Linked DNA regions of Mus musculus: region 1 is linked to region 2. Evidence: chromatin loops called from intact Hi-C (ENCODE). Cell type or tissue: heart. All regions are shown on one strand. Links, peaks and the distances in the headings refer to the core of each region. The heading gives the core; the rest is flanking DNA.

Evidence for each region. Hi-C counts contacts between places; a loop is a spot of excess contacts. Peaks named below come from ENCODE experiments on the same cell type or tissue, not always from the same donor. Only the 100,000 strongest peaks of a DNase experiment are listed, where the experiment ranks them.
Region 1: a loop joins it to region 2, with 2.1 times the contacts of the local background. A loop is called at or near these places in 5 of 42 quality-filtered maps.

The regions. Positions count from the first base shown.
Region 1 is chr2:59,434,116-59,450,599 of GRCm38, reverse strand. No RefSeq gene overlaps it. Among named protein-coding and RNA genes, the nearest start is that of Gm46743, 22 kb to the right of the region's middle. In heart, for the core only: CTCF peaks have their summits at 9,967 (motif pointing left) and 12,002 (motif pointing right); DNase peaks (open chromatin) are centred at 9,919, 11,769, 11,889, 12,439 and 1 weaker place; H3K4me3 peaks cover 330 bases.
Region 2 is chr2:59,333,766-59,350,249 of GRCm38, reverse strand. Pkp4 (plakophilin 4) reads right to left here. Exons shown (of 22, transcript NM_026361.2): 12 at 15,319-15,502; 13 at 12,549-12,666; 14 at 11,340-11,531; 15 at 10,996-11,169; 16 at 8,007-8,157; 17 at 5,257-5,452; 18 at 2,446-2,530; 19 at 2,209-2,326. Among named protein-coding and RNA genes, the nearest start is that of 5330411J11Rik, 45 kb to the left of the region's middle. In heart, for the core only: no CTCF peak of the experiment used is centred there; a DNase peak (open chromatin) is centred at 7,239.

The sequences.
Region 1 (16,484 bases), core at 7,507-12,506, 97 kb before region 2:
AAACACACACACACACAGAGTTAAATAAATCTTAAAGAGTTTTTTTTTAAAATATTTATTTATTTATTATATGTAATTACACTGTAGCTGTCTTCAGACACTCCGAAGAGGGCATCAGATTTCGTTACGGATGGTTGTGAGCCACCATGTGGTTGCTGGGATTTGAACTCAGGACCTTTGGAAGAGCAGTCAGAGCTCTTAACCGCTGAGCCATCTCACCAGCCCTTAAAGAGTTTTTTTAAAGTGTTCAGTGAACTCTAAAACACCAGAGAGAAGGAACAACACAGATGTCCATTTTTATAGACAGGTACTCTATTTTTAAAAAAGATTTTTTTTAGTTATTATGTGTAAGTACACTGTAGCTGTTTTCAGATACACCAGAAGAAGGCATCAGATCTCATTAGGGATGGTTGTGAGCCACCATGCGGTTGCTGGGATTTGAACTCAGGACCTTCAGAAGAGCAATCAGTGCTCTTAATCGCTGAGCCATCTCTCCAGCCCAGATACTCTTTTTTTTTTTTTTTTTTAATTTACTAAAATATCTCTGCAGTACTATTTGTCCCTGTTTTTCCTCCCTCAGCCCTCCATCTCTGCCTTGATAAGCTAGACTCCTCTAGATACCTCACGGGAAATCCCAAAGCTTTTGTCTTTAAGGTACTAACTTGATTTCATCTACATAATGTTTTCAAGGTTCATGCATTGCTGTAGTGTATGTCAGAATTTCTTTTGTTTTTCAAGTCTGAATAATATCCCTTTAAACACACACCTCCCACACACACAACACGTTTTATCCACCCATTTGTTTCTGAAACTCAGACCAGCAGACCCCATGTGTGCTGCCGCAGTACTGGACACTGCTCTTAACACTGTGGGAACTGCTGGCTCCTTGCTTCTCCTTTGGGGTCCACATCTAGATTGGAACCTCTGGGTCTCTTCCGTACCATTTCTACAGCGGCTGCAGCGTTCTACACTCTGACAAGGAATGCACAGGAACACCCGGTTCTCCTTGATAACAGTCTTACATTGATGTGAGTGAAAATCTATCTTGACTTACCTGGCAACTGTCTCACTTTAAAAACAACAACAACAACAACAACAACAACAACAACAACAACAACAACTCGTTTATTTATTATTTTGCTTGTGTGAAGGACATCAGTTCTCTCCTTCTGTGTAGTATCTAGGGATTGAAATCAAGCTGTCATCCTTGGTAGCAAGTGCCTTTACTGGCTGGACTGTCTTTGCTGGCCCTCTTTTTTTTTTTTCTTCTTGCTTGTTTTGTTTTGTTGTGTTTTGTTTTGTGGAGCACTGGTTAGTTTTTGTTAACCTGACACAAAACTAGTTATATCTGGTTTAAGAGAGAATCTCAATTGAGGAATTGCCTCCATCAGATTGGCCTGAAGGCAGATGGGGTTGGGGCAGTGTTTTCTTGATTAGTGATTGACATGGGAGGGCTCAGCCCATTATGGGCGGTGCCATGCCTGGGTGGGTGGAGCTGAATTGAACAAAACACGTAGGTGGAGTGAGCCACAGAGAGCAAGCCAGTAAGCAGCATTCCTCCATGGTCTGTGCTCCATTCCTCCCTCCAGGTTCTTGCTCGAGTATCTGTCGTGGTTTCTCCTTCAGGATGAACTACAATCTGTAAGATGAAATAAACCCTTTCCTCCCCAAATTGTTTTTGGTCATAGTCTTTATCACAGCAATAGAAAGGAAAGGAATACAGATGGGATCTTACTCTGTGTCCCAGGCTGGTGTGGAACTCACTATATAGCTTAGGCTAGCCTCTGAAGTCATAGCATTTCTCTTGCTTCTGCCCGGGGGTGTTGGGATGGCTGGTTAGTGAGGCCATTTTTGACAGAGAGCACATGATCTTGTAAAGACTTTCGTAAGTTTCCCTTTGGTTGCACGATTTAATTGTGGCAGCTGTGGGAAGTTTGGCTGATCCTGATTTTGGCTGTCTGCACCTTGTTTTACTGGAGGATCTTATGAAGAGGCCCAATCCTTACCAGTCTCTCCTGCCTGAAGGAGGTGTTCTAGGCAGAGCTGCTGGCCCCATGATATGGCTGGATGTTCAAGAACCAACTACTTTTCAAGTTTGGGTTTCCTCTTACAAACAGCTACAAAATAGCATTATACATGTAGGATGGGAGACATTGTTTCCAAACTGATTTTTACTTTTTTTAAAAGAAATTTCTCAATTAAATTTCCCAAATGGGAATATTTTACCCTTATTTCTATGAATGATGTTCTGAATAGTTATTCTGATTCTTCAGGGGTCTTCAAACTCTCCTGAGGAAGTGCTCAGGAAATAACTTTAATTGCTGATGGTCCTCCGCAGGCTGGTGGTCCTTTATAGACTGGTGGTCCTCCATAGGTTGGTGGTTCTCCACAGGCTGATAGTCCTCCGCAGCCTGGCAGGAGGCCACCTTCTCCAGCTGAGGATACCTCTCACTGGAAGAAGGAAAGCAGTCAGAACATGCATCCACCTCCCTTCAAAGCTTCAGATTTGATCATTGGCCTGCTTACTAGCTCTATGGGAGCTTAGATTGAGTGATAAACTCGGGTTAGGCTGGGCAAACAGTGTCAAATTCTCCCTGTAAACATGATGAGTAACCCAGAGTTGGTCTTGTTTCACAAGTGTCTTTGGAGCCAATGACTCTCATATTTCCCACTCTTGTGACGCCTTTCTTTCTCCTACACATACTCTCCAGACAAGTTCCTACCTGATGGTGTGGATAGAAAGAAGGTGCTAGGGAGGGGCTCTGGAGCTGGGTGTCACCTTCCTGGTCAGCCACTCCTTAGAAACTTGTCCTGACATGGTGTAGAGGAACCTACTTACAGCCAGGATGCTTGGCTCAGGTTAAGCAGGATTATAATGTTTGATACTTCATTGAATATGATTGTTTCCTATTTAGGTAAAAAAGAAAAGAAAAGATCTCTCCTCATCTCAATGCCCAGCATGGTGTACACACACACACACACACACACACACACACACACACACACACACGAAGACAAAGAAGATCCAAATAGGTGATTGTATGCATATGTACTTTTATTACTTACTATTACTGCTATAGAAAATGTCTCTCTATGTAATTTCATTTCTTTCTTTCTTTCTTTCTTCCTCTCTTTCTTTCTTTCTTTCTTTCTTTCTTTCTTTCTTTCTTTCTTTCTTTCTTCCTCTCTTTCTTTCTTTCTTTCTTTCTTTCTTTCTTTCTTTCTTTCTCTCTCTCTCTCTCTCTCTCTCTCTTTCTTTCTTTCTTTCTTTCTTTTTTCTTTATTTGGACATAAGGTCTCTTTATGTTGCACTGGCTGGCCTAGAACTCACTATGTGGCCTAGAACTCACTCACTGTGTCACGCAGGCTGGCTTTGAACTCACAGTACTTCTGCTGCCTTAGTCTCCCCAGTGTAAGGATTACAGACAGGCACTTTTGGTAGGTGTGTGCTCAGATGAAGTTCTATACCTCAGCCGTGCCTGAGAACCCAGCTGAGGATCTAGTGTTAACTGATCCAGAGTTATGACTGAGGATCTTGTGTTAACTGATCCTATGCTATGACTCCCTAGCCATGTTCTCCATTCCTTTGTATGCCCATTGTGGAGTCTGCAGCATCTTACCAGGTAACTGGAGAGGTACAGGCTGGGCTTCTGGCAAGGGGACAGCTCTGCACAGCCAATTTGGCAGAAAAACAAAAAGCCCAGAAGGTCCCTGGCTCAGTGAACACCGTGGGATTGGCGGAAGTTTTCTGCTATGATTGTTATCGGCTTTGGCAACTGCAGGTGCTGCTTCTCTTGTGGATGGTCCAGAGTCAGCTGTCAGGCAGAATATCCAAGATTAGCATTTGTGGCCCAGACGTCCTAAGGGGATTAAACTGCTGGAGGCCTCCTTGTTTTATTCCCACCTGTACCACGTGAAATTTTGGCGTGTGAGGGGTTTTGCTGTCCTAAGTAAGTTATAAAGGACCTCTGCTGCTTGCTTCCCTCCCCCCCCTCGCCCCATGTCTCTCTCTGACATATTCCTCTGTCAATGGTCTCTGAACAATTTCTGGCATTTACAGGGGCTACTTCTCCAGACTATATCCTCTCTTCTGAACAAGATTTCTGTGATGATGACTTCTAGGCCTTTCCACGGTTCACCCTGACCTCTCTGGGGCTTCTGGCCAGTTGAACGATCTTCCTTCTGCAAAGTCCATCTCAGATCTCCTGACCCCTTATATCACAAATGTGAGGCCATTGCCTTTATCCCCCCCCCCCCAAATATAGATTTATTCTTTCCCCGTTTGATCAAAGACTTTGACAAGTAACGGTGAAAGGGTGATGAAGTACCACAATTAGCCAGCACTCAGTCACGTGTCCACCCCGATGGAGCCCTGTGACTCACTAGCCCTGGAAGAATGACATAGGGTGACCAGAGCCTGACAGAAAGAGCAGTGATTGTCTGGTCCACGTCTCAGCTGTCTACTCCAAGTGGGTATTTCTGTTAGGATAATGGCTCCTTACACGTGTCATAGAATTACTTTTTAAAGGGACTGGAGAGATGGCTCAGTGGTTAAGAGCACTGACTGCTTTCCAGAGTTCCTGAGCTCAATTCTCAGCAACCACATGGTGGCTCACAACCATCTGTAATGGGATCTCTTCTGGTGTGTCTGAAGACAGCTACAGTGTACTTATACATAATAAATAAATAAATCTTAAAAAAAAGAATTACTTTTTGAATTCAGCTTCTCTGACTGTCTACTGAAGTTCACAGGTATTTGTCTTATTGGATGAAGAGCGGAATTAAGTTATAAAACAATTTATATTTGAGGACCATACTTCCTAAATGGTAGCGTGTACATGAATCAACCTGTCATCATGGTTCTCATTCAATAGGACTGGGCCAGGAGCTAGAATTTCACATTTCTTATACTCCATATTAGCAAAATAATGCAGATGGCATAGCTTAAATAACAGGAAATTACCTTTTCCCCAGTGCAGTAAGGAATCCGAGATCAAGGGCAACTTCTGGCAAGGACACTCTTTGGGGCTGCAAATAGCCCCTTTCTGGCCACACCCGCACATAGCCTTTCTTCTGGGTGGGAATAAAGATGGAGGGGGTACTGGCTTCTTTCTCTGCTTACAAGACACCAGTTCCCTTGGAGTCCCCACCCCATGTCCTCATTTAACTTTAACTAATTGTAACACATTCTGTCCCTGCACACAAAGTCATCAGTGCTGAAGAAGTTACCCACGATATAATGAAGTCCAGGGGTTAGGGTCCCTGAAAGAAATGCCATGCTGGGAACACACACAGGACTAGCTTAAGAAACCGTCCACATCATGGGAGGGGTGATTTCCCAGTTTAGTAACTGGCCCACAGATTAATCTACATATCTAACCTAAATATCTAATATCTTAATCTACGTATGCAGATTTCCTGTAATGTCAGGGCCAGGTAGGGACAGAATGAGATTTTCTCTCTGCCTAGTTATGGCCAAGTGATAAATTGCTTTTTGTGTATTTTATGTTGTTCTCTCTTAATACAGGCAAGTGATTGGACTCGCCGCTAATCTTTATGACGGGGACTCCTGTAATACTAGTGTATGAACTATCAAATATGACTCATTTCTCTCAAATACTACAAAACTTTGTTTAGCACAGGGGATTAGACTCTCGTATCTCTCCCACCTTGTAAGACTTTTGCATAAATGCTTTAATGTTTCCTACCCAGTGAAACCTTTGTTCACACAAAGGCGCACTATTCTAGTCTAGGAATTTGATGGCCGTGGAAGGGTGATTCTTCATTTCCTGTGTGGTGATTCTTACTAGCCAACTGCATTGTGAGGTCAGATCCTAACCAATAGGGAAAAGACAGCCATCTTGTGAGTTAGAATGAGAACCAAGTACACTTCCCATCTCTGTGTTAGCCTTCCTGAATAGGCCTCAGAGACCACGAGTGAACTTTGCCTTTGACACTTCAGTTGGAATAGTGGTCTCTTTCTTTAGGACCACTAACTCATTTCTAGCCCAAGATACAGCTGGAACCCAGAACCCTACCCTCAGGCCTCAGAAGGACGACACACTGGTGGTACCTGCTGTGACTCTGCTCTCAGGTGATCACTGGTGATGTGTGGTGTCTCTAATTTGGTGATTAATAGCTGTTTGGTCACTTTCTGATTGGGTTCAAGGTTACTTTCAAGTAGATCTCCTTCCATTTTGAGAAGAAAACTTTTTGAGAAGGATTATGTAAAGTCACCCAACAGCCTCAGCCTTGCTCTGGGGAAGCCAGCTGGTGAGAGAAGAGAGCTGGTGTCAATGCAACCTCTCTGTCTTGTGTTTTTTATACCTAGAGGGCATCATAGGCTACAGGGGCTGAAGCTATTACATCACCACGGGGCACCATTTAATTTGTTAGACTGCTGCAGACCTACTATTGGATGAATTGTGCTTCTCCAAATTCACACCTAAGTACCTATACCTGGTACTTACTGTGTGCTATATTTGCAGATAAAGCAAGCCATTAGGCTGGGGTCCTGGCCCAATATGACTGGTGCCACCTTTAGACACAAAGAAAGAGACACCAGGAATACACTCACAGAGACAAGTCCACGTGAGAATAGTCAGAAGGCAGTGTTCGCAAGCCAAGGAAAGGGGCCTCAGGAGAAACCACACTCGTTGACCAAACTTTGATCTTGTCCTTCCAGCGTCCAAAACCATGAGAAAATAAATTTCTGTTGTATCCCATCTGTGGCACCTGCAACAGCAGCCCCAGCAGATGACACGAGGCCTACATGGCAAGTTTTAATGTGTGCTCAAATGTTAATTCATGTAACCAATAAGTACTAGGCTGAAACTATAGCCACACAAACAAAGCATAGTCCTTGCTCTGGTCTGATGGCAGAGACACCAGTTAAAGACCAGGGCGATGGAGATGGAGAGGACCTGGCGTGCTCAGGGAAACTTTGAGCCCTAAAGCTCTCTCTGTTCCTGCTGGGAGATAAAGTACGATAGTGGGATGACTAAGGATGAGCCTGCAAGGTCACTGGAGCCAGGTGTCAGGATTGGGAGGCCAAATTGAAAGTGACGGGTTTTAGACGGCGTGATGAAACTTGCATCGTACAATTTATTAACGGCAAGGGATTAGAGCAGGAACAGGTGACCCACGGGAGAGGTGCTGAAGAGATCCAGGGTTAGTATAGGGAGAGTAAGGAGCATGTTTAATAATTTAGGGATCCCTAGGGAGAATGGGGGGTCTTGCCTTATGTTTGTTAGGGTAGAATGAATAGACATGGAATATCACTTAGAATGGGGTTGTCTCCCTGCCCCCCTCCCATTACGTGCCAGGTAAGAGCAATTTCTGAAGCTTTTTCCTGTAGATGCTATCTCTATCCTTCCCACATGTGTGCACGCGCGCGTGCGCACACACACACACACACACACAAACAAACAGTGCATCCTTGAGGAAACAGGACTGCCATTAACCTCTTCTTTGTTGGTAATCCACAAGCTTCATCCGCTCAGTAGCCCTTATTTGCCTCCTTCTGTGAAGAGAAAACCTCAGACAATGCATGATGAGCCTTGCCATCCAAGCTGCATGTGTGTACACAGCAGGCAGCTCTCTCCTGCTAACTTGTGTCCTGAAATCTACCCTCACATTCTCCTATCGAGCACTCATCCCACCCTTCCTTAGTCACGTGACATCACCTCTCAGGCTAGCCCCAAGTCTCCGGCCTTGTTGTGAACAGACATAGCCTGGGTTGGCCTCGTGGTTTCCAGTCCTTCTGTCAGACAACAGCAGCCTGAGAGCTCTAGACTGCCCCACAGTCTCTCATGCAAGCTTGGAACGGAGCGGCTCTGAAGCTGGGACCCGCAAAGTCTCGTTACTGAAATCTCTAACAGAAATTTAGCATCACCCTCAGTTGTGAATGTAGGCAAGGGTTGTAGGCTTTGCCAACCAGAGCCCAAAGTTCAAGCTAGAGCCCAGGCCTCTGCTCCAGCTCGGGCTCCCAAAGGTGCCCAGCCCCCTGTGAAGGCCCCGTAGAAAAGGCTTCTACTGCCAATGTGAAGACAGATGAATTGCTGGGACACACCTACCCACACACTATTTGCAGATGACCAGTGTCTTATTCTGTTTTTACAAATAAACTTGAGGCAAGATTAAAAAACAAACAAACAAAACTATATAGGATTTGGGTGGTTCCTCTGTTGGGGAGTTCCTGTCCTTAGTGTAAATGCTTAGAATTGTCTTTTACAGGATACGTCCTTAATGAAAATAAATTCACTATCCATTTGCCATTCTTTGAAAAAAAAAAAAAGATGTTTGCTGCTTTTGTTCACGAGACAGACAAGTATAGGGAATAGCTTAGCAACCTGGGACTCCGCTTGTTTTGGGCCATGCACACATCCTTGTTGGGACTCTGTTGTCCTCTGTTGGGACTCTGCTTGTCTGGACCATACACACATCCTTCTAATAATGCTCTTGGCAGCCTGAGATGCTTACATATAAGTACAATACACACATCTCTCCCTGATCAGCACGCCTAGCAACCTTTTAGCACATAGGAGCCCCACTTGCATCAAACTGTCACCTGCTTTAAACAACAGAAATAAATTACCCCGCATAGAAGCCTCTTGTAATGCCCTATTTCTATTCAAACATGTCCTGGAACATGCCCTGAAACCAAGAGAGACCGTCTGATCTGGCCTGAACTGGTTTTGAGTGCTCCGAGGCCAACTCTGTCCTCAAAGCAAACTCTCTGGGAGAGTCTCCTGCTTCCCACCCTGTGCCTGTGCATAATTGGACATTCGTAGGGCTGCCATCAGATTCATTATGGGAAAGGACATGCATGGTAAGCAGAGACTTACATAACTCAAATTTGTTACTCAAAACAGAACTGCCCAAGCTACGCCACTTTGCAACCTAGCTCCACCTTCTGTCAAACCGCATTAGAAGAATCCCCACATGGTAGTCAGGGCCCTTGAGTGCCCTCACTCAGGTGGCCCACTGTCACTCTGATTTAAACTGTCACTTTGCTTTAAATAAAATTTCCCTGTTAGATCTGTGTTTATGGAAAAAATGCTTTGAATAAGACACCAAGCATCTGGAAATGACCAGCTCAGTCAGTGACTCTGGCCACCAGTCCTCTGTCCCTACATGTCCCATTCCCCTAGAACACCAGATAACTCGGGGCATCTCGCCCCCACCCCCCACTCACACACTGTTGGCTTCCTACTGCTTCTTTATTGTACACCGTGTTTGTTGTCTCAAATGTCTCCCTTCTAGGGTGTTTGTCAAGACCCCAATGTCCTGATCCCAGACACCTGTTGTCTAACTCATCACTCAACAATGTTTATTGAAAAGAAATTTTATTGGGATAAAATTCACATAGCATAAAGTTTATCATTGTAAAGCAAGGAATCCCATGGCTTATACACAATGCTATCATCTCTACCTAGTTCCCAGGATTTCCACATCCCCAAATAAAGCTTATGCTCACTAAACAATTAGTCCCTAGCCAAAGTCATCAGTCTATAGTGCATCTATATAACTTATATATTCTATTTCAGGTGTATTAGATTATACGATAAAAGCTTCGTCTTCATCATCTTTCACTTTGCATGGTATTTTCTAGTTTTACCCATGTATTGTGTATAGTTCAGAGCTACAGTTCTTTTCTGAGTGAGTAATATTCCGACAAGTGTCTATCTTATCATTTGTTTATCTCTTCAACTGGTGACAAGCATTTGTGCTGTTTCCATTTCTTGGCTCTTGTAAATAGTTCTATGATTGTGCATCATTCCAGGCATTTTTTTCCCCTGAGCACCCGTTTTCACTCCTTTTGGATTCTCCATCTACTTTTGTTTTGCTGCTACAGCGGGCCACTCCAAGCTGTGTCGAGTGAGGGCACAGGTGTAGACCCAGCACTGACCTTAGGTACTGTAGTGGGAATGACTAACCAGGAGGGCGCAATGGCTCCCCCTTGTGGTGAGCAGAAACAAGCCCACACGTCCCTACCTTTCCTGGTAGTGCTAATACAACTATTTGTTGAGTTTATAGTGATGAATCAAAGACAAAGAAGATGCCAGGTGGGTAGAAATGCTGAGTTCTCTGATCAAAAGAAGTGATATAGATCTATGTCTTCCTTTTATTGAAGAAACAAGGCAAAGGACTCCAAATTCTCTCTGCTCTGCTTGGAGAAAAAGAAGTAAGACTGATAGAAACGGCATTTGGTATTAACTGAATGGCTCATCATATGAAAAACATAGGACTTCTGCGGAAACTGTGCCTTTGGTGTGCTGTGCTGTAGGCTAGAGAGTGGCTACTTGTACCCTGCAGGGCTGTGTCTCTTCTCCTCTGTTGCCACTTGCTGTAAAACGGAATAAGCACACAGATCCTGATTCCTAACTGCTGGTGCCCCATTCACAACAGATGCCAGGAAGGTTCCGTACCCAGCGCAGTGAAGACAAAGAAAACCTCACCTGGCTCTCAGCATGCTCGCCCATCAGACTGCGCATGCTCTGAAGCTGCAGCCCTGCAATACCATTGAAGAAAAGAAATCTCATCGGCAGGGACTATAACGTTTGTTCCCAGGCACACATGAAAAATACACGGAATAGCTTCACTGTGCTCGTTATTTGGACTTTATTTGGACAACTGGGTCCGATCCTCAGACAAAGAGTTAAGTATTTTTTCAGATGTGTTGGCAGCTTTAGGGCTCTGGTTCTGGCATTAGTTGAAAGGCTGTAGATTAGGTCAGAGAGGAGCATTTGACAGCAGCTTCTGTCAACTCAGGCTATTTCACCATAAGAGAGAGAGAGAGAGAGAGAGAGAGAGAGAGAGAGAGAGAGAGAGAGAGAAGAGAAGAGAAGGATGTAGTCTGTGATGAGGGACCAGGGCGTGAAGCCCAGGTCAGCTGCTCACCTCATTGACCAGGAACATACCAGCTTCCAGTTGTTCATCTGGGCTCTGGCTTTTCTTTTCCTCCTTTGCCTCTGTGGGCAGAAGAAATACAAACAAACCCTTTTTCTGATCTAGTTTCTTATCGAGTCTGCACCCCAGGAATGCCAACAGCTCATTACATTCTTTTAAGATCACAGATCTGTCCTTGGACCCTAAGTTCCTCACGTCCGAGTTGGCATGGGCCATCACCAAGGTTTCTTATGTTTTGTTATTATGTGAGCTGGCATTCGGGCAGGGGTTACTACAAAGTCTGGTTGTTGTTTCTAAACACCATGGTCTAAACATGCGCTCCTCTCAGGTCTTTTATTTCCTGTACAAGCAACCCTTCTCCCTAAGCTGCACCCACAGGCCCCACGAATTGATTTCCACCTTGAGGGTGTCTATAACTTTGGCATAAGTTTGTTTTAAATAGGTCTGACTCAGTTAATGGCCAGGGGCGCTGCCCATCACTTCTATGGGTTCCTAGGCCCCTCCTTGACCCCTAGGCTGCTCCAGGAAGTATTTTTCAGGCCAGGCGTCTCTCCTCGTGTGCTTTAGACTATTTTCAGTCCTGCATCAATGGGGAAACAGCTTCTTCCACCGTCCTGAATAGTCTCACCAAGCAACCCCACCCAACAGTCCTGGGCACTGCAGACTAATCAGGGCGGGCAGCTCACGTTTGGAGAACCTGCAGCCCTCCTCTATCTGCCTTTCTTGTACTTTCTTTCATCCTTTCCCAGTTCTCAGGAAGCAATAAAAACAAACACTTCCTCTGATGTAGTTTCATATCAAATCTTTCCCCACCCACAACAGCCTTCCCTTCCTGGGAGGAGTCCCAGGGCGTAGGTTTTCTCCTGCTCAGTACTCTCTGGGTTTGGAATGCCACCCAAGTGCTAAGTTCAGGGCGACTTTGATCTAACCTGCTAGGGTTTGTGAAAAGCTCGGATGTCTATTTTTACTCTCGTGACCTATATTTGGTTTTTAACGAATGGTGGCTTCCCACCATGACGACTTATTACGGGTTCTCTTTTTGTCACACACTCTTTCTGCCTTCTCCGTCCTGGCTGTTTTCGGGTTGGAACTTCCTGCAGATGACCACTAGAGGGCAGATGATTTCCAGTTTACAAGATACCTTCCACAGCCAGTTTTCTGGAGCTTTGCTGACTACCAGGGCCGGTTTTTTTTTTTTTTTTTTTTTTTTTGTTTATTTGTTTGTTTTCCTTCAGAAGCGAGAGCAAAACACTTGAAGTTCTTTGGGTGCAGCTAAGACGTTTTCTACAGCGTTCATCTATGAAGTCCTGGCTGTGAGCAGCAGACATTCTGGCCAGTAGAGAGAAAACCGTGGTTTCTCTGTGTTCCTACCCAGGGGAAGAAAGCTGTGCCAGAGTGGTGTTCTTTCTAGGTTTGCTAAAAAGCATATACGTGTACCCTGCGTGTATCTACTCGGGTCTCACAGTAAGATGGCAATGCTTCCTGAGGCCTCTCCCACTATACCCAGGCTTCCTGCCAACATAGTACGCTCACGTGGTCAACCTGGATGTGTGCCAAGGCAAAGTTGATGAGCCATGAGGGAGGTAGAGAGATGGAGTGGCATGGGAATATATCTTCGTTGAAGTTCCTTGGAGCACTGTGGGGACTCTGATCTCAGACATGGGGAAGCGTGGGTGCTATTTCCTAGTCAGAAGACACGGGTAGCTATGACGCTGAAGAATTAAGTAGACTAGAAACAAATGGATATAGGCCCATCAGCCCAAGGTCAAAATTAGGAGGCTGACTTTTAAGGTAGCAGGTCGAAAGGTCAACGGGAGGTCAAGGGTACATCTCAGCAGGGGGGTGTTGCCTACACTCTGGGAGGCTCTCAGTTCCATCCCCAACACTGGAAAGAAAGAAAAAATGAAGTCAGTAGGAAGTAGAAAAAGAAACTTCAAAGGAGAACCTTCTGCTATGGATAAAAAGTCTGAACTGAGATGCTAAAGATAGTAAATTGATAGATAGCGCGGCAGTTAAATGTGACTCAGCTCTGGCCTTCCTAATCCTGCGGCCTTGGATAGGAGGCAGGGTCTTCTCTGGGGTCCAGTTTTCTCGGCTCTAATGGTGCAGCTTCCAGGTCCGAGGCTATTGGAAAGATTTCACACGATGACACACATTAAAGGGGGCCGTTTCCCTTTCTTCATTTGCTCATTCAAAAGACATATTTCCTAATGCCTGTATTGGTTAGATATGTGTAACTTCAATATTGGTTAGATATGTGTACCTTCAAGAGACAGAAAACATGATGTAACCAAACAATATTGAAAAGGATATTGACTCTGAGAGAGATATTATCACTATGAGGTAACAACACCACCATGACACAGGTAGGATCGTGAATGTCACCTCTCTCCAGGAGTCGGGGGGGGGGGGGGGCGGTGCTAGGAATGAGTGGTGCGGTCTTGGTGAGGTCACCAGGGACTTAAGCGCTCTCCATACCTTGGCTCTCTCATCCTCATCAGGTTGACGTTTATTCCTACACCCCTGGTACTATGGCCACTTGGGCCACGTGCGTACTCCCAAGTTTCCAGCAACTCTAGACTTTTTATGTCCTAGAGTCGCGGCAGTAGATCTTCAACATGGCCAATATCAGTGCCTTGGAAAGTAAATATCCCTGGGGTAAGAAGTTTCCTGGAAAGCCTCAGGCACGGCTCTGACCTCAGAGGAGCGGGAGGCATAGAGTAGGTGCTATATATTCTAGGGATTTGATACAATTGATGATTCACTGTAAGACATCTGCCCTGTAATCTTTTGGAGTTCTTGATACCAGAGAGAAACCGGGGCTCAGTTAGGTTAACTAAATAAGGGATGGCTTTTGAGCAGGCAATATGAGTGTTTTCCAGGCACTGTAGTTGCTGTGGACACACGGTAGTATACAGGTCCGGAGTGCTGGAGAATGGGAGGTTCTAGACAGGCAAATGCGCATGAACCATATAGCAACATTACATCCTGCAGGCAGAGCTGAAACACAGTAGCTCCTAATCGGAGGTTAGGGCAGACTCACGGGAGAGGTGCTGTTTAGATGAGATCTGACAGATCACTGGGTAGAAACAGCACAGCAGTACAAAGCCTGGTATAACATTCCTGGGTAGCTAAAAGTGGACAATGGGCAACAAGCCTGGAACAGAGTGCTTTGCACGGTCAGTAGGCTCCAGCTATGATGGTTTCAGCAACTGCACTGGAGTCCTATTGGGCCAGCAGCAGGTCTGGTTTCTTTAAGATATGGCAAATAAAGTCAACATTGTAGCTTTTATGTCAACGTGACAGAAGCTGGAGTCATCTGAGAGGAGGGAGCCTCCTTTGAGAAAATGCCTCTATACGTTTAGGCTGTAGGCAAGCCTTTAGGGCATTTTGTTAATTAGTATTGATGTGGAAGGGTCCAGCTCGGTGGTGTTATTCCCTGGGCTGGTGGTCCTAGGTGTTATAAAAAAAAAAAAAAAAGCAGGCTGAGCAAGCCATCGGGAGCAAGCCAGTAAGCAGCATTCCTTCATGGCCCCTGCATCAGCTCCTGCCTCCAGGTTCCTGCCCTGACTTCCTTCAGGCGGTGAACTAAACTATGGAAAATAAACCCCTGCCTCAGCAAACTGATTTTGGTCGTGGCATTGAATCCCAGCCATAGTAACCATAACTAGAAGCGGTGACAGGTAAACAGCATCTCAAAATATGACAAAAATTTCAAATTCTACGAGTCAATGACTGTATTGAAGGCACCGTTTGCATAGCTTCACGTAGGCACTACTGTGACTGCTCATGGTCTGCCAAGGCTGGCCCTGTCATTAGTCTCCTTTTGCTCATGAAGACCCAAAAGTGCATGTGCAAGACTGCTATAGGTTGAACTCTGACCCTTTAAGATAGAATGCTAACCCTAACCCTGGGCTCCTCAGCACATAACCATGCCTGAGGTGAGGATGTGTCTAGTATGTCTTGCATCCCTAGCAGAAGGGGGGTGTGTCTATATGAAGATGTCATTAGAGACTGGGGTGCTCCACTCCAAGCTCAGGAACATTGCAGGCTGCCTGGATTACACTTATGCCGGATGCACACAGCACATTTGCTAAATGACTATTGTGATGCCTTGCATACATATGCTCAGCCCAGGGAGTGGCACTATTAGAAGGTGCGGCCTTGTTGGAGTAGGTGTGTCACTGTGGGTGTGGGCTTTAAGACCCTCATCCTAGCTGCCTGGAAGCCAGTATTCTGCTAGCAGCCTGAAGGTGAAGACATAGAACTGTCAGCTCCTCCTACACCATGCCTGTCTGGATGCTGTTATGTTCCCGTCTTGATGATAATGGACTGAGCCTTTGAACCTGTAAGCCACTCCCAATTAAATGTTGTTCTTTATAAGACTTGCCTTGGTCATGGTGTCTGTTCACAGCAGTAAAACCCTACCTAAGACAATTATTAAAGGGCATACATTGAGGAACCTGAGTGAGACTGTCTTAGATCAGTGAGGAGCATGTTTGAGACTGCTTTAGATGGCAGCCATTTTGAAGTCTTTTGTCTCCTGCCTGCCCACCCCTATGAATGACTATCACCAAACTCGTTTCCACAGCTTCTTCACGGCCCTTCTCCCTCCTTCTACTTATGTCTGCAGTTTCACATCCGCCTCTCTTACTCATGATCAACCAGAGGGAAAGGACACGGGTGGCAAGCTGCCCCTGCTGAACCACAGGCCTCCAACAATGAGCCGAACAGCCCTGATCCAGCTGCAGGGGCGCGTGTGACATTTGTGGATGTCTTGAGTTCTATTCTGCTGAATGGATGATGGCAGAATGCACAGAGCCTCATCTGCTAAGAGCACGGTTCTGTCTCATGGCGACTGACAGAATTCAGCACGGTCTAGCTAATAGGAAGTCTCTAGGGGATTGATCACCCAAACTAAGGAAATGTAAATTTCTGTCTCACTCAGACCATTCTCAGGTTAGCATCAATTTTCCTCCGTAGGTGTCAGGATTAATTTAGGCTTTTTAAAATTAGGAACTTGATTCAATCTTCAGCTATAGTTAGAATCTATAAGCAGGCCCTGCTTTTCTCTGTTTCCATTCCAAGGGATGTTGTTCATTCACAATGTCGCAGGTGCTGGTGGTCATCTAGGGGAATGCTAAGCTCACTTCCTGGAATGGACGAAAAATAGACCAGGAAAGATGGAAGACCAACAAACAGAAAGGAAAAGTACCTGTTTCATCCCTAAGGATGGAGAGGCCTAAGGCAGGAAGCCCATTCAGTGGATGCGGGCTTACGTAACATCTGATAGGTCCCTGGATCCCACACTTCCCCTCTTAGCAATGGGCAGATACCCTGCTTTCATATACCTTCCTGCTGTTTCTCCTTGTAATGTCTTCTGGGGACAAGAAGCTGACATCTCAGGGAGTCCTTTCCTACTTCATGGCCCACCCATGTCTCTAACTCTCCTCCAGCAGATTCGTCATAGTGATTTAACTGTCATCCACATTTTGTTCTTGGTGACATCGTCCCTTTATCTGGGAGAGGCAAGAAGAGCACAATTAGGATGATCAACTGTCCCAATGTCTTTT
Region 2 (16,484 bases), core at 4,271-9,270:
CCCAGGGTAGGGGGTGGCAGGCAGCAGGCAGCAGGGATCCAGGGACTTGACCCACCTTGGAACCATCTAGAGTAACTTAAGAGCCATGCAAGAGTTATTTCTATTTTGTGGTCATAGTTTAGCTGCTTATAAACTATCTGCCATCGTTTATGTACAGATGTTTGGTAGCAGGTTTTATAGTGTGTTTTAATTTCTGGCCTGGTCTAGTGTGTCTAGAAGTGCCCAGTAAATAACACTTATGCTTCTCTACGGTGATCTATTGTCAGGAGATCATGTGAACCCGGTGTCCCCGGTGACTTCTGATGCTAGCCTGGGCCACACAGCTGATAATGACTAGCCATGACTAGCCATCTACTCCTGGGTCCCCTTTTGGACAATTATTATTATTATTTTTAAAACTTTGGCCAGGAAGGTAATGTGAGGTGTTTCTTTCCCCATTAACAGTCTGGTCTGTAATAATAATAACCAGAGGCCATATCTTTACCCAATTCACTTGAAAGCAGTGGTTCTCCAGCCTTGGCCCTGTTGCTTTGCACAGCCACGCCTTCTGAGGGCCCTGGCAGGGCAGTTCTTTTCTTGTGCTGTTGGGTGGGCGGGCTGAGCATGCGTATCTGTGTGTCTGTGTCACTTCCAGCTCACTTCTGGGAAGATGGCAGGACAGAAGACAGCAGCTTCCCTTTGTGAAGACACTAAGGAGGCAGGGGACATGCTTATAAGCACATCCCTCCTCAGTGCCAAGTGACGAGGGTCGGCCCTTAGACAGCTGGGAGACAGGAGCGACACACATCTTCCCTCTAAGTGGAACACAGAGGGCTACCTAGCACCAGGGCGGGGCCACCAGCACTTCTGCTTGAGGTCCCAGTGGCAAATCCATTGCACAGTAGCTGTGTGCTGATCTGTTTGAAACGACTCTGTGCTTGCACTGAAGGCCCATGGCTGGCAGCCACCCACCTCTCCTGTTCCCCCTGACGGGCATGCTGAATATTTTCATAAAAGGATGTATGCAAAACCAAGCAGAATTCTTGATGAATAACACAGCTCGTAATTTTAAACCAAGACATATATATCTGTTATACACAGTAGGTGTAAACAAGGTTTTAAAAAAAAAAAAAAGAAAGAAAAGAAATCATCAAATAAAGCAGACAGCGGTTAACTCCTAGCACAAACACAGACATCCAATTCCGTGGCGGGAGCCCCTGGGCATGGGCATCAGTCTTTTTGTCCACATTTGTCCACATGAGCAATAGGACTGTCAGAAACTGCACCGCTGTCTACAGCAGATAATATATGTGTCAGAACGTGGGATTTAAGCCAAATCAAAGTAAGAAGCGTCATTTTTCCTGCTTCATGCAGGTAAGAATTAAGTTTACAGGACTGTTTGACTCGGCAGTCATAGCATGAAGCATTCGGCTGAGCTCTGCAAATGAGTGGGTGGAGCAGTTGCCAAGCGTCTCAGCTGAACATCCAAGGAACTTTCTAGAAGGCCACATCAGGGTGGCTGGTTGGGTGGTGTAAGGGTGTGGGGGTGCGGGTCTGCAAAGCAGCCAGGCGACTGGGAGGTGCCACTGCAAAGCTCCAATGACCTATGTTCTAGAAGCCTGTTCCTAAGAAGTTTCACCAAGAAAACTAAGGAAAAACCAACACCAAAACCAAACAAAACTCCACACAAAGCAGCAGCAGCAGCTCCTTAGGAGGAGACTTAAAACTTATGCAAAGCTGGCAGAGAGGACATTCCTAGTCAGCCAGTACATCTTCAATGACTCCCCACCTCCCAGGACTCTGCATCAGGTTACTGGTCCAACTGGTCAGATACAATGCCAGGGCCCCTTCCCCAATGTGGGGAAGCAGCATTCAGGTGGGGGCTGGCCCTGGAGGCTTTTCTTTTCTTTTTTTAATGCACTGCAGCTGATGTAAGCAGTTTTTTCTTTCCAAATGAAAGATAGTGGCTGTTTACAACAGCGTGCGACTCTGAAAGCATGCTCTCAGATAGATGGGCAGAGCTGAAGTGACATGCTTAATCTGCTCGTGTGTGTGTGTGTGTGTGTGCGCGTGTGCGTGTGTGCGCGCGTGTGTGTGTGTGTGTGTGTGCGCGTGTGCGTGTGTGTGTGCGCGTGTGTGTGTGTGTGTGCGCGTGTGCGTGTGTGTGCGCGCTCGCGTGTGTGTGCGCGCGCGCACATACAATCTTTTGTCATACAAACGCACACTGACCTGACTGAATGATGGGCGACATCTGTTGGTTGGTGGTGGACAGAGAAGGGTGTGATTTGAATCGGTCTCGCTCTAGCGTGGACACAGGTGTAATAAAATGGTTCTGATTCCACCCATCCTGTGGAGTTAAAAGAGACAGCTCAAAATGAAAACCAGCACTTAACTGCAATTAGGAACTCGGGCTATGAGGATCGCTCATCAGGCCATGAGCCGCAGCTACCCTTGGGTGTTTGTTACCTTTTTGTAAATGCTCCGGAGGTCCCGGTACTGCCATAATGTATTCAAGACCTGGGCTGCCGCCTTCACCACTTTCAGAGAGGATCTAGGGAGAGATGCGGTTTAATGAAGACACAGGTAGCATGGAGAGACTCAGGCTGCAAACCAGCAGCCAAAGGAGCAGGATGGAGGCTACCAGATTCTGTGGGCAGAACCAGAATCCTGGGAAAGGCAAGAGTGCCCTCTAACCTTTGCAGCACACAAGAAGCCCCTGAAAGCAGCCACTCACACCTCTGATTTCTCCCATCCCATCTCCTCTTCAATTCACAGCCTCTGTATGACTGTCGTATCCGATGGTCAGGCCTCAAGCTTGTTCTACCCGAGTAAGCAGGGCTTCTGACTCCAGCCTAACTCTCGTCATCTCCTTCCGTTTGGATTCCAAGTTACCACATGCTCCCGGGTTCTGGCTGCTCCTTTCTGCGTTTATTTTGGGGTCCTAATCTCCCTGATACCTGTCAACCTTCACTTCTATAAATGAGCCATTTAAATGCTGACTGACCGCCCAGGTATATTTTTCCAGTTTGAGTATTGGCCTTGTACCTCTCTCCTGTTGACCTACCACACTCATGCACGCGCGCACACACACACACACACACACACACACACACTCACTGGATGTTTAATAGTTATCCCCACGCACCCAAGTCCAGAGCAAACTCAGGACGGTCCTCCCATAAGCTTCCCTGCCTAGATGTGGCCTCTTGGACAACCACTTTGGCGTCATTCACAATCCTCTCCTCTCCTGCCGCTCACTCATTAGTAAAACCTGTTGAATTGCTTTTCAACCCCATCAGCAATGCTGCTGACGTCACCGCAGCCACTGCACCCTAGCCTTCAGTGTGCGTGTGGGAAACTGGCCATGGTACTCCTCTGCTCACTGCTCTCCAGAGGCTCTGGTGTCATTCAGAGACTGAGAACCGACTATAAGGTCCTACTGCTTCTCGGTCCTATTGCTCCCCCAAACTCCCTTTCTTCCTCCTGCACCATGTTCTGCTTTTCCTCGCCCGCCCGGCAGCCTCTTGCTGGACTCTGCTCACATGCTTCTGCCCCAGAGGGGCGCAGTTTCCTCCCGCCCTCATCCCACACACTTCCTCCCTCAGGTCAGCTTCCTGCCATCACCAGGAGGCCTTCCCTGACACTTCTCCTTCCCTGACATGCTTGCCGCATTCTCTGCGTTTGTCATCTGTGCCTGTGAGTGCCATCTGCCAGGCTCTGCTGCTGTTACTCATTGGGCGCCTTGTCTGCCTCAGCCCTGGAGCACTGTTTTGTGCTCCACTCACTGCTGTAAGCCTGTACCGGGACAGCACGCGGACATGCAGTGAGTGGAGCACAAAACAGCAGAGGCAGGGCAGGTAGCTTACTCTTGTAATCCTAGAACTCAGTAGACTGAGTTGGGAGGACTGCTATGAATTTTGAGACCAGCCCGGGCTACACAGTGAGCCCGGGCTACACGATGGGGCCTTATTTGAAAGAGAAAAAAAAATAATCAAAACAAACAAATATACTGTATGCATTTGTTACTAATGAAAATTTAAAAATACAATAAATAAAAACGCCGATGTGCTACGCTGTCTATGCTGACAGCTGGGGCTTCTCGTGGGTAAGGTGATGGCTTTTTGCACTGTTTCTATACTTTAAGAATTCCTTCAGTGGTATCAACTGGAAAGACTTGAAGAGCTGTAATGTCAAACTCAGCATTGGCATTCAGCTGATTAATAAATTGTCCTTATGCATGTACCAGGACCAAGCTTTTGTTGTTAAGGATACAACAGCAGATAAGGGACAAAGTCCCAGGACCTTGGGAGTGAGATGCTAGCAGACAACTCAAAACAGTCAGTGCCAGGGAGAACTTAGTGGGAACTGTGTATGCGCGCGCGAGCGCGGGCATGGGAGAGCGCGGGCATGGGAGAGCGCTGCTGACCTACGTTTTGAAGAAGGTACTTGGCATTCCCAGTTCCATTTCGCTGATCTGACACTAAGGCAGATTTAGTCACAGCTGCAGCCCCGCGACAAGAAACCTCTATTTTGCTACGATCTTCTCTGCCCACTGGTGCTGCTTCATCTTTTACTGTCGTCCAAAAGCAAAGGGACTGAGCCCAGAGCACTCACGCGGAGTGCTGGTTTTCATGCTCTCTGGGCACTTGGCAGCAGAATCAATCTCAAAAGTGAGGATTTAAAGACATTCTTGCAGAATAGGCTGTAGGCATGGAACAGAGCCCAAACTGCAAAGGCGACAGTGGCCCTAAGATTGTCACCACCCTGGTGCTTTTGGTTCTTCTAGGAGCGGACATGAACAAATGTAGCTTTAGGGATGGTTACAGCCTGGACACCTGAGTCTCTCCAACATTCCTAAGTACAAGTCCTAACTCAAAGCGGCAGTGCTGGGAGGGGCAGCCTTTGAGAAGAGTCACCTGGAAGAGACTGTTCCATGTGAGGGCAAAGCTCACTCTCTCTAAGACCGGAAAGGGACTTAGACCAGACATAAAATCTGTTGGGACCTTGATCCTGGATTTCACAGGTGCCACAATTGTGGGAAATAAACTTCTATTGTTCATAAGCTCCCTAGCCCACAGTATTTTGTTACAGTAACCTCAGAGGACAGAGTGAAGGAGTGAGGCACACTATAATAAAGGAAATGCCCGCATATGACAAAAAGCAGCCCACACCATTACAAGTCTTAGCTGGTGTAGACAACATGTGAGAAACAGAAATAAATCCCCGCTTCCGGCATGGCTCCTTCTCTCACCCCAGGCCCCAGGCCCTCACACTTGCCTGTCTCCTCTGCCTTTGGTTATGTTCACCAGCTTCTCTATACCTCCCGAGTCGGCCAGAGCTTTGGCATTCTCCATGTTTTTGCTGGTGACCTCGTGCAGAGCACAGCAGATGGCTGCCACGGTTTCATCGGACAGGATGCTGGGGCCGTTGCCACCTGGAAGCCTGTTCACCAGGTCTCGCATGGCGTATTTACCTGCCGGGTGCACACGACTAGGGTCATCGTTTCACAGGCATCAGCTTTTTATCACTGTTGTTGAAAATCCTTATAATAGGAAGGCTTTTACAAAACAAAACTTCATGACTCCTTTATAAAACACTACTGTCACTTGCTGAAAGAAATATAAATCAGTGTATAGAAGTGCTCAGAGGAGTGGACTGGCTGCGGTCCGTACTCTGCAGTCATGTCTGTAATGAAGGCTTAGGGCAGAAATGCTCTTCTTAATTCCAGTGTATCAAAATGCAATTGCCACTCAAAGCTTTTCACAAAACTTATCTTTGAATCTGGACTAACCAAGGTTGTCAAAAATACTTTTCATTAAGTCTTTCTGGGTCTAGTCTGTCGAGTCACCTATGAACAGTCCCGTACTTGAACAAAGCTGAAGGTTCTGTTGGCTGATCTGTTATCAGCAGTTAACTATTGTTTCCTTAAAAGATACAAGGAAAAAAATCTTCTACTGAAACTGCAGGTTTATTATCTCGAGGAGGCTCAGTGAGGTGCCGGCTGAGGCAGGCTCAGCAAGGGAAGCAATTCTTTATAAACACCCAACTTCCCCTACTCCTCTCCAAACAGGTTATCTCTAGCTTTTTCAATTCCAATTACCAAGTGACAATGTGGGATAAATGTACTACAAACAACAGAAATTAAGGCCAAAGTAAATATTTTCTTAGGCCGCGCTAGCCAGGGCTCCCATCAGAGCAGGGTCTATGTGCAGCGGTGACTGTGTCTTTATCATAGGCAAAGCTTGGGTAGAGCAGAGGTGGCTGGGAGCGCGGAACAGTGGTGACGCTGGAAGCCTACTGGATAAATGTAGCTCCTGAGCTTGGGGACAATCAGCTCTGGTGACTCTGATCACTCACAGACGGTCAGAATGTGCGATGACATTCGACTAGTCAGGGCTACAGACGGCCAGAATGTATGATGACATGCGACTAGTTAGGTCTTTTTTTCTTTTTTGGAGTAGAAACACTCTGAGTATATATCTTTTCATAAGAAACTCTGAATATGGATATAACTTCCAAGTCTCAATAGGACTGCTCTGAAAGAAGTATGGGACCTGGGCAGGGGCCACAGAGAGGCTCAGTGAGACTCCCTTTCTTGGGGGATGATCTGCCTCAAAAGAAAGGAAGCATTCATCTGGACAATAATAATTGAAAGTGGCATTTCTGCCAACCAAGGTGCGACAGCCTTGTCTTTGTCACATTACTCCATTTAATGTTTAGTTTCTCCTTTAGTAGTGGGACTTGGCTTGACCTGAGGGTCTTGTGAGTGCTATATAAGCAGTCCACCATGATGCTAACCTGTAGCTCTCCTTTTATCTTGAGATGGGTCTCACTCCTGCAGATTGACTTGAACCTACTCTGTAGGCCAGGCTGGCTTTGAACTCGTCTGCTTCAGCCTCCTAAGTAGTTGTGATTACTGGCTTGCTCCACCAGGCCAGGATCATGGCTAATCTTAAAGCTAAATAATACTCTCATTCTCGCTAATGTTTTTCTCTTACCCCTCCCTCTTTCTATTATTTTATTATGTTTTAATATAATTGTATTATGTATGTGTATATGTATAATTGTATTTTAATATAAGTTGGGTCCAAACTCACACAAATCCATAAAATAACATGCATCCCCACGTCATCAGCCATGGGGCTGGCATGGAGTGTTAACAGATGTAGGGTATTTCCTCATTTCTTATTTCCTCTAACAGTGACCCTGTTACCAGCTTCCTTTCAGAACCTGGAGGGAGCTCCGATTTCCACCCAGAAGCAGTAGGCTATAGAGGACACTCTGAGTCATGAGCTCAGTGAGCAGCAGGTTCAGGATAGAGGGTCCAGCCCCCAGAGTGTCTCTCCTCTTCCTGTTACCATCAAAGTGGGATAGGGCTGCCTGGAGAGCAGCAAGCCGCATGGCGCGCAAAGCATGGGCAGTCTCATTCTTGGCTCTTTGCCTGTGCTGATGTATGGACTGTGACACAGGAGCAAAGGCCTAACACATAGTGCACAGGTGGCCTAGTCCTTACCTCATCCCCAACCTGACCTGGTCTTGGGATGGACATAGATGACAGCGGTTTGTCCCTGGGGTGAGCACTCACACAGACCTGGGAGGGAAAGCTACCCAGGGCTCAGATGGTTTCTTTTTGTGACTTAAAAGATGATAGTATTGGTGGATGAGCAGATATGAGCACAAATACTGGAAAAGGAAACGAAAGTGTTTTCTTGCTCTTGCTGCTCAGGATGTAACTTCTCTTAGGGACTGGAGATACCAAACTCATCATCTAGTGGCGCTGTCACATATGCCTGACCTCACTGGAGATCCCTGGCTTCTCTGGAAGTTTACCTTCACAGGTCCATGTTTAATTAATGAGCCTGCCTCTTGTTGAAGAAGACTAGTCGAAAAGCTGGGAATCCAAATATGCAAAGAAAGGAGGAGCAGGCTCAGCTGTAGACACTTTTAAAGGGCATACATTAATAAATCAAGAGTTCTGCAGCTGCCACGGTTGCTTCTCTTGCAGCATTGCTGTCACCAGTACGCACCTATGAGCTCCTTGTTGCGAACGTCCAGCGCCATGTTCCTCAAGGCAGTGGCCACAGAAGAGACAACTCTGTCATTATCCATCCTTAGAAGCTCGACAAGGATAGGAAGCCCTTTTTCCTTCCGGACAGCTGCCCGGATGTATGCTGCAAACTGGTGAGAAAATGAGGCCTTAGTGAGTAAGACGTAGCATTTCACTCTCATGCGCTGCTGCAATCTACAGAGATAAACTAATAAATTAAATGTTTTCTGTCCAGTGGAGATTAAATCAGTGGTGCCACTGTTCGGGAGATAGATAGGCTGGGACGGCTGATTTAAAAAGAAATCCCTCAAAGCCTGAAGATCTCAAGCCACCACCTGTCAGATTTCTGTGCAGGACGCAAAGGGAGCGATTACTCTTCCTCTCAGATATATACACATGAGTAAGGAAGGCGCCTTCCCAGTTGGCCCCACACTGGTCCAGAGGCTAGGAGGATGACAGAGACAGACTCTTACACACATTAGAGGGGAGCCTGGCTTCCCTGGGTTACTTATTTTTTAGCACACACAGCAACAATATTGAGAGTTTGGTAACCAGACCAAAAAAACAAAAAACAAACAAAAAAAAACCAAACCAAAACAAACAAAAAAAAAACTGCTGAAAAAAATTCCTTTACTTGGAAGAAAGGGATTTCTCCACAGACACAGGCATGATAACGCATACCCAGAGCAAAGCATGCTTGGATGCAAGATATATCCTCAGTCAACATTAGCTGGCTACACGCTGTGCACCACGAGAACGCAGTACTGAGTTATTACCGAAGAAACAACAACAAGGTAATGTTACAGAATAAAGCAGGAAAAGTCAAAGAAGTTGCCCAAGTAATGTCTGATATCTTCCTACTGTGGACAAAGCATGAGGACAGAGACCCATTAGCTCTCTGAGACTGCTGTTAATGTTAAAATATGTGACTGACTGCCCAGTTTCTTGAATTCTAACAGATTATGTTAATAATATACATGAAAGGAAAAAAATGCCTTTTCAAGATACAATTAACATTCACTGCATGAAATGATAGATTTTTAACTTCCAAATCAAATGAAATCCACAGGGAGGAGATACAGTACCAGGCTCACTACTGCAGAAAGCACTGGGGTAGTGCGCAGCTTCCTGAAGCTGCAGGACACATGGCTTCCTAGTTCCCTTGGAGACTGCCAGGCCAACCCAGCAAGCCTTTCCCCCAGCTGCCCCTCTACTGTGTGTGTGTATACACACACATGAAATATACTTCTTATGTGTATGATTATATATATTTATATAAATTTATAATATATAATATATACAAATAGAATCACACACATAAGAAATATGTCTCTTAGTTTTTAGTTATGTGTATCTGTGTATGCACATGTGAGCACCCAAAGTGGCCAGAGGGCGTCAGAGTCCTTAGAGCTACAGTTAAAGGCAGCTGAGGGCTGTCTGGTGTGGTGCAGGAAACCGGACTCCTGTCCTCCTCAAGGACAGAGAGCTTTCTTAAGCGCTAGGCCATCTCCTCAGCCGCAAGGATCTGAGAATCTGAGCTACTATTGCTGGTACTGAAAATTACTTAACTACGTTTGTACTTTACATCAGCATCCTGATCCCGGGATTTAAATTCTACAAAACTCAATCACGTGTGTCTCAATTATTACACTTTTAACCATCAGGTGATTCTTTGGCTACAAAACAAATACTTATAAGCCAGGAGCTGTCTTCAGTCCTTGTCGTTGATAATTTTGCTCAGTGCTGTCAATCACCTGGGCACATTATTCATTTCCCCCACAGATGAAGTTGCTGAGGTCAGGGCTCCTCCACGTTGGCTCACAGGAGCTGGGATTCTTGTGAATTTAGTCAGCCCTAGCACTAAGCTGTTAGAACTTCAGACACAGTAAATGAATAACCACATTGCTTAGGTAACATCAGGCCACAAGAACTTGTACAGATTCTCTGTCAGTCACCTGAGTGAAATGTGTACACCCATGTCTCCTAACAGAGCTCAGTCATGGAGAATCCAGTCCCAAAGAGCCTTATTTTGGGTGGAGTGGGATGAGGAGCCAAAACAAGAGTCACCCATTTGTCAGAAAGTTTCTGGTGACTGAAACTGTATCACACAAGGACTGTCTGGGAAAAGTGAAAGATGGCATCTAAAGTTTTAAGAAACTTTGCTTCCGATTGTGGTAATGACAGGAAACCATTTTCATGTTCACAGGGTTGCACATGTATAAAAAGGCAAAACTTCCTATGCTTTGAAGGAGCCTGAGAAAAGTAGGGTATTCCCACGAGCACTGCCAGACCCCAACTTTCAGAACCAGGTCCCCATCTTCTTTCATTATGATGTGGCACTGGCTCCTTCTGGGAAGCCCAGCCTCTAGTTTTTCTTATCCTCACCCCCTGTAAAGCCACAGAAGTAACCCAACAGTGTCCGCACTGGCTTGTCTTTGTTATTTAGCTGCCGAAAACCTCAGAGTCCCCTTGTCTGTGGGTCAGGCCTCATTCCTGAAGCTCAGCGTCCAGCCGCTCTGTCTGGTCCTGTCGGCTTTGCCTCAGAGCAGCCTGCTGAGCCCAGAGTCCTTTCCTACCACAAGGCCTGTTCCCTCCTGTCTGTTCTTCTTGCCCATCAGCTCCTCCTCTCCACCCCAGCCTTAGGCCCTGGTGGCTGAGCTCGGTTCATCCTGCAGGGGCCTTCAACTCCCTTCCCCCTTTTCCCTGCCAGCCCACCCTAGAAGTCGGTTTCCAGGATCACACAGCACCGACCCAGTGGATACTATAACACTTGCGCATCAACCTCAGATTCTCAGGGAAGGAACTTCATCATATTCATTTTAGGGTGCCCAGAGTGGCATCTTGTCTCCTCCCCAGACCGCATAACTCCCTTTTATGGACAAACTCTATAAACAAGTGTGTCCTTTTCCCACTGTGGCTGACCCGACCACAAAGACAGACAGAAATGTGTATAGGAGGAAACATCTCACCTTCCAGTTGCCAGCAGAGAGGTTCTGCAGGGATCCGGCAGAGCCTTCCAAGGTGGCAGGGTTGGAACTTTCTGCTAACAGAGTCAGGTACGGCTTTACCACTGATGGATGCCACAGCATCTCGACTCCCTTGGGGGACTTGGACAGTCCAGGGATAGGCCCGACTCCATCCCACTGAAAGACAGATGGCACAGGCTGAGGGGAAAGGAAACGGGTAAGCCCTCTGGCTGCTACTCATGCATTTTGCTGGACTGGGTTTTAGCTAAATAGCGATAATCTTTTCTGCCAAATTACAGCTTTTCACTCTCTAACAAGTAAAACGGTAGAGAAAAGGAAATGCTAACTTGGTCCTCTTGTGGCGTTCTCTTTTTCTTTTTCTTCTTCTTTCCCCAGCAGCTTGGTTCCGAGTCTTTGCTGGGAGACTCTTTTCCTAGTAAGTCATCTAGCTCGTTCAGTCCGAGCAGCCGGGCCTGAGGGACTTCCAGCTCCAGCCGGTATGACAGGTTCCTCAGGGTACACACACAGTTCTCCACTGTCTGAAACCCAACACAGTGTGTAATTAAAAACATCACATGAGACGACTCGGCACTGCACACACCAACAGGAAGTAAATGGAGAACGTGAAGGAAATACTGCTGACTTAGAATGTGACGTCTAAGGGGAGGAGAACTGCTCTCCAGTCTTGAGGGCCAGGGTGCAGCTGTGAAGCGTGGACTGGCTTTACACTAAGATCCACCAGGCCTGTTCAGTGCCACACGGCACTGGAGATGCTGAGGCCTCCCACGACTTCCCATCCTCCATCCCAGTACTTCCTTCTCCCTTCCCGGAAGCAGCCCTATCGCCAGGTCTTACCTCTGCTGCCCCTCTATTTCCTGTCTCCCTTCTCTGAGGAATGCCCTAATCTTTCTGTTGACATTTTGTCTTTTGCATCTGTTTTTCCATACTTTAAATCTTTAATTGGGGCTGGGGGGGGGCACAACTGTCATTCCAACTCCGATGTCTAAAGTCACGGTTAGAGTTGCCCCACCTGGCAAGTCCTCCTTCCCAACTTGCTTGTTTCTCTCAATGTCATCTGCAGGTCTTGTTTAATGAGCTCAACTAAAAACGTGGCTGTTTCTTTGGAGACACCCCCCCCCCATCCCCAGCAGGTGACTAGTTATTTTTTTCTCTCTCAGACTCATTATTGTGACCCAAGATCTACCAATGGCTTCTCCTAGCCCAGCCTAGCCCAACACCACACGGGCACACACCTTGGGACTCCTGATACTCAGCTTGGACTTGCGGTCTTTCCCAGCCCCTGGGGCAGAATTCGCTAGAATGTCACAAGAGGAAACAGGAGGGTGCAGAGAAACTGGGGTGGGGCTGAGATGGGGCAGTGGCTAAGACTAGGAAGAGAGCTCAGGGCTGTCACCTGGAAACCACACAGATCCGGGACCCATGTGAGGTCCTTCACCCATGGTTCCAGGCCTGTTGCATTGCCACATCATGCCCAACTTGTGCTGTTGAGCGAGCACTCACTCTGTTTTGCGGTGAGCAGCTGGGAGGGTACTGACCTTGCTGTCGTAGTCAGAAGTGTTCACACACGTGTGGATCACATACAACAGCGAGTCCACCAGCCCCTCGCAGGAGCGCATTTGTTTTCGTGCTTCCTCCCCGGCAGAGCTGAGGTTCCTGGATGGACAGAAATATGTGGGAGCTGCGGAGCTGAACAACTTACCCTTCAGCCATGCAGCCTGACTTTAACGATCCCTGAGAATGGGAGCAGAGAGCAGCCATTGAAAGGTGGCTTGAGATATACCCCATATGCCACTCTACCCTTTGTTCACTGAGCTAGCCCATTCCTTTAACGTGACTAGTCATTCTCTCTCCTGAAACCCAACCTTCAGTTGAGTAGCTTCTGTGCTGGTTCAGGTATAGGCTGTGGTGGTAATTCTTGGCCGCCAGCCTGACTACATCTGGAATTACTAAAAGCCAAATCGCTGGGCACACCTGTGAGGGATTTTGTCTTGACTTAATCATTTGAAGTGGGAAGACCCACTTTTAATCTGGATCTTTGAGGTGGGAAGACTAGCCTTTAATCCAGGCCACACCTGCAGGCAGCCTGTATAATGGACACGGAAGGAGGTTCTCTGTCTCTGCCTGCTTGTTCTCACGCTTGCTAGCAACTTTTTGGGATTCTAGCTATACTAAAGATCATCTGAGGCACCCAGCCTCATGAACTGGATTATATAAGTTCTATAAATTATAGTAAATTCTAATAAATCCCACATATATATGAGTATGTGTTTATATATAATACTATATTATAGATCCCATAAATATATTAAAGATTACATACACACACACAGACACACAGACACACACCCCACACTTCATTCTTTAAGTTCTGTTCCTCTAGGAGAACTCTAACACATAGTCTTTAAATGATCACCACAGATTCACCAATAACTCTTACGTCACTATTATCTTCTCTGGTGCCTACTGCCATCTTCCTGTTCCCTATTTGTATCTTCCTCACAGCTGGAGCCCAGCTCACCTTATTCCACCCTGGTTTTACAAAAGTGACATTTACCAAGGATTATAGCAGGGTTGTACCCCGGTCTGGGTACTCACTGCCTAACTGGGTAGCTGAGGAGGAGGCGGCTCACACTTCCCTGGCTCCAGGGTGGAGGGTGGGGTGCTGCTTCCCGCTGAGCACAGGCCACATGAGTGGACCCACTCAGGTCTGCTCACCTGAGTGCAAGGACCTGCTGCTTTCTTGGCTCTTCACTCCCACCCATTCCCAGACAAGGGCCTTGAGTCACAGTGCAGAGGGCTTGGGAGCTGTAGCCCAGGCTATCCCCCTGTGGCTCAAGCTCTCTGCCCCAGAGGTGTTCAGATGCCTTGTTTTTGTTTTCCGTTCAGGACTAGGACTTGAACTCGAGGCCCTGTGCACGACAGCACTGTCACATCTGTTCTGCAGACAAAGCCACTAAAGCTCATGGTTGAACTGGGGAGCAGGGCCTTCCCTGTCATTCTGCCAAAGCTCCTGCTTCATATGCCTTGAGCAAGAGGCAGGGGACAGGGTCAGATGTGAGTGGGTGTGTAAAAGTTACTTCTATTCTTCTGAAGTAATTGTCTCCGAGGCTTACTGCCTCAGTCTGCTAACCTGGGCCTACTCCTGGAAGCTTCTAGCCTCTGTACAGTCTAATCTAGGCCTAGAAATGTTTTCAGTGTCTGAGACTTAATGCTGAATAGGCTCACCCTTTCTTATTCTTTCTGATCGCTGACTGGTTGGTTCAACTCAGCCATTCTGGTTCAAAACTGCTTTCCATGCTAACTGATTCAATCTGGTTTCTCTCTTTGCCTCTTCTGAATTGCTTTGCTTGACCCGCAAGCTAACTCTAACAATTTGTTCTAATCTGACTGCGGTCTTAACCTGTGCCTAGCTTGTTCTCTCTTCTACCTGTCTCTGTAAAGTTCTCCCAATAAAACTGCCTCCTCTCCTCTTTTTCTCTCTCTGTGTTAAGTAGCTTCTCTTTCTTCTTCATGTGAGAAGTTGGGTGCATCTTATTCTGTCAAACCTTTCTCTGATTTGTCACTTTGTCTGCCACTCAATTAGACATCACTTTCAATCATGGGTGCTTCCTTATGCAAACTAACTTTACCTTCATTGTTTGGGACTAAGGTGTGTGCTAAGGGCTAAGCCATACCCATCGCAACTAGAAAGTTTTTTTTATTCCCCCAGGAGATAATACACACGGTGTGATCAAATACCCTGTAACTCTGGTAAGCAAATAAGGAATTGTTCCACAAACGTATAAGGAGAACCACAGATTTTCTATGTTAAAGGTAATAATGACTAAGGGAGCAGCATTGGGCTGACTTATTTATAGACCTCAAAAGCAACAGCTGTTGAAATCACAGGACCCTTCACATCCTGAACTTCAAGGACCATAACCGGAGTTGAAACAAAAACAAGGCTACATCAGACCTGCAGTAAGTATGTGATAATCAGAAAAACAAACAAACAAACAAACAAACAAATAAATAAACAAAACACCACTACAGGAGAAACTGTTGGAACTGCCACAGTGCCCTCAGCCAACTGGGCCTTTCTGAATAATTTACAACAGTTATATACAAACATGCAAGACAGTTGCCTTGGGGCCACCAGTCTGTGCTCACAGTGTCTCCTCACACAGTAACAAAGTCTATAACCCTAAGCTATGAAGGAGAGCCTCCACCTTTGGGGGGATGCTAGCCAGACAGCTCCTTCCACAGTCCACTGACTTATGACACACATTCTTTAATCACGTAATTAACTGGGAGGGAAGCACTTACCTCAGGCAACCTGTTGTGTTCCGAAGAACCAGTGAGGTCTGAAATTTAATTTTATGATCATCATCAAAGGAAGAGTTATTCCAACCAGAATGTGGAACTATCACAGTGTTGGTTAAGGTTGAGAGCGCGTCTCGAATGATTGTCATCTTTACAGCATCACACGAAGATAGATTCCAAAGAACCCCTGAAAGAGAAAGTTCAAGCAAGATTTATCAGAGATCCTGCATCTTTAAGACAGGAACCAACACATGAGCCCTAACTTACAGCAACCCGATCTGCCTTTAGAATGTATGAGTTAGACAAAATTTCCTTTCCTGGCATATTTTCACTCTGTTAGCAGGAAGGCCGGCTTCAGCCATTGCCCGAGTGTTGTATAGTGTATTTTCCTATAGTCACCAACAGCACAGTGTATTTTCCTATAGTCACCAACAGCACAGTGTATTTTCCTATAGTCACCAACAGCACAGTGTATTTTCCTATAGTCACCAACAGCACAGTGTGTTTTCCTATAGTCACCAACAGCACAGTGTGTTTTCCTATAGTCACCAACAGCACAGTGTGTTTTCCTATTGTCACCAACAGCACAGTGTATTTTCCTATAGTCACCAACAGCACAGTGTGTTTTCCTATAGTCACCAACAGCACAGTGTGTTTTCCTATAGTCACCAACAGCACAGTGTGTTTTCCTATAGTCACCAACAGCACAGTGTATTTTCCTATAGTCACCAACAGCACAGTGTATTTTCCTATAGTCACCAACAGCATAGTGTATTTTCCTATAGTCACCAACAGCATGGGGGTGCTGTATTTGCTTCACTTTCCTATTTAAAGTTTACACATTTTATCTTTTCTTTGACGAGCTTTATTGCTATGTGTTTGAAGACCGTAAGTGACTGCTGTTCCCTTTAGATACAGGAGAAAGGAATAAGTGACACGTGTTAACTTATTGCCGTAACTCTGTGATTTATACAGAAATGGGTTCACGTCTGAGATGCCATCTACTCCAGTGGCGCTTTCACATCAACTCGCTTTTTGAAGTAGGAGGAAGGAGGTGGAGTGGGGGGCATGGCTGCCTTTCTTTGCCTCCCAGTCTCTCGGAGCCCCACACTCCTGTTGTGTTTGTGATAAGGTGCTTCAGCAAGTCATCAGCACTGGACACGTGTGGC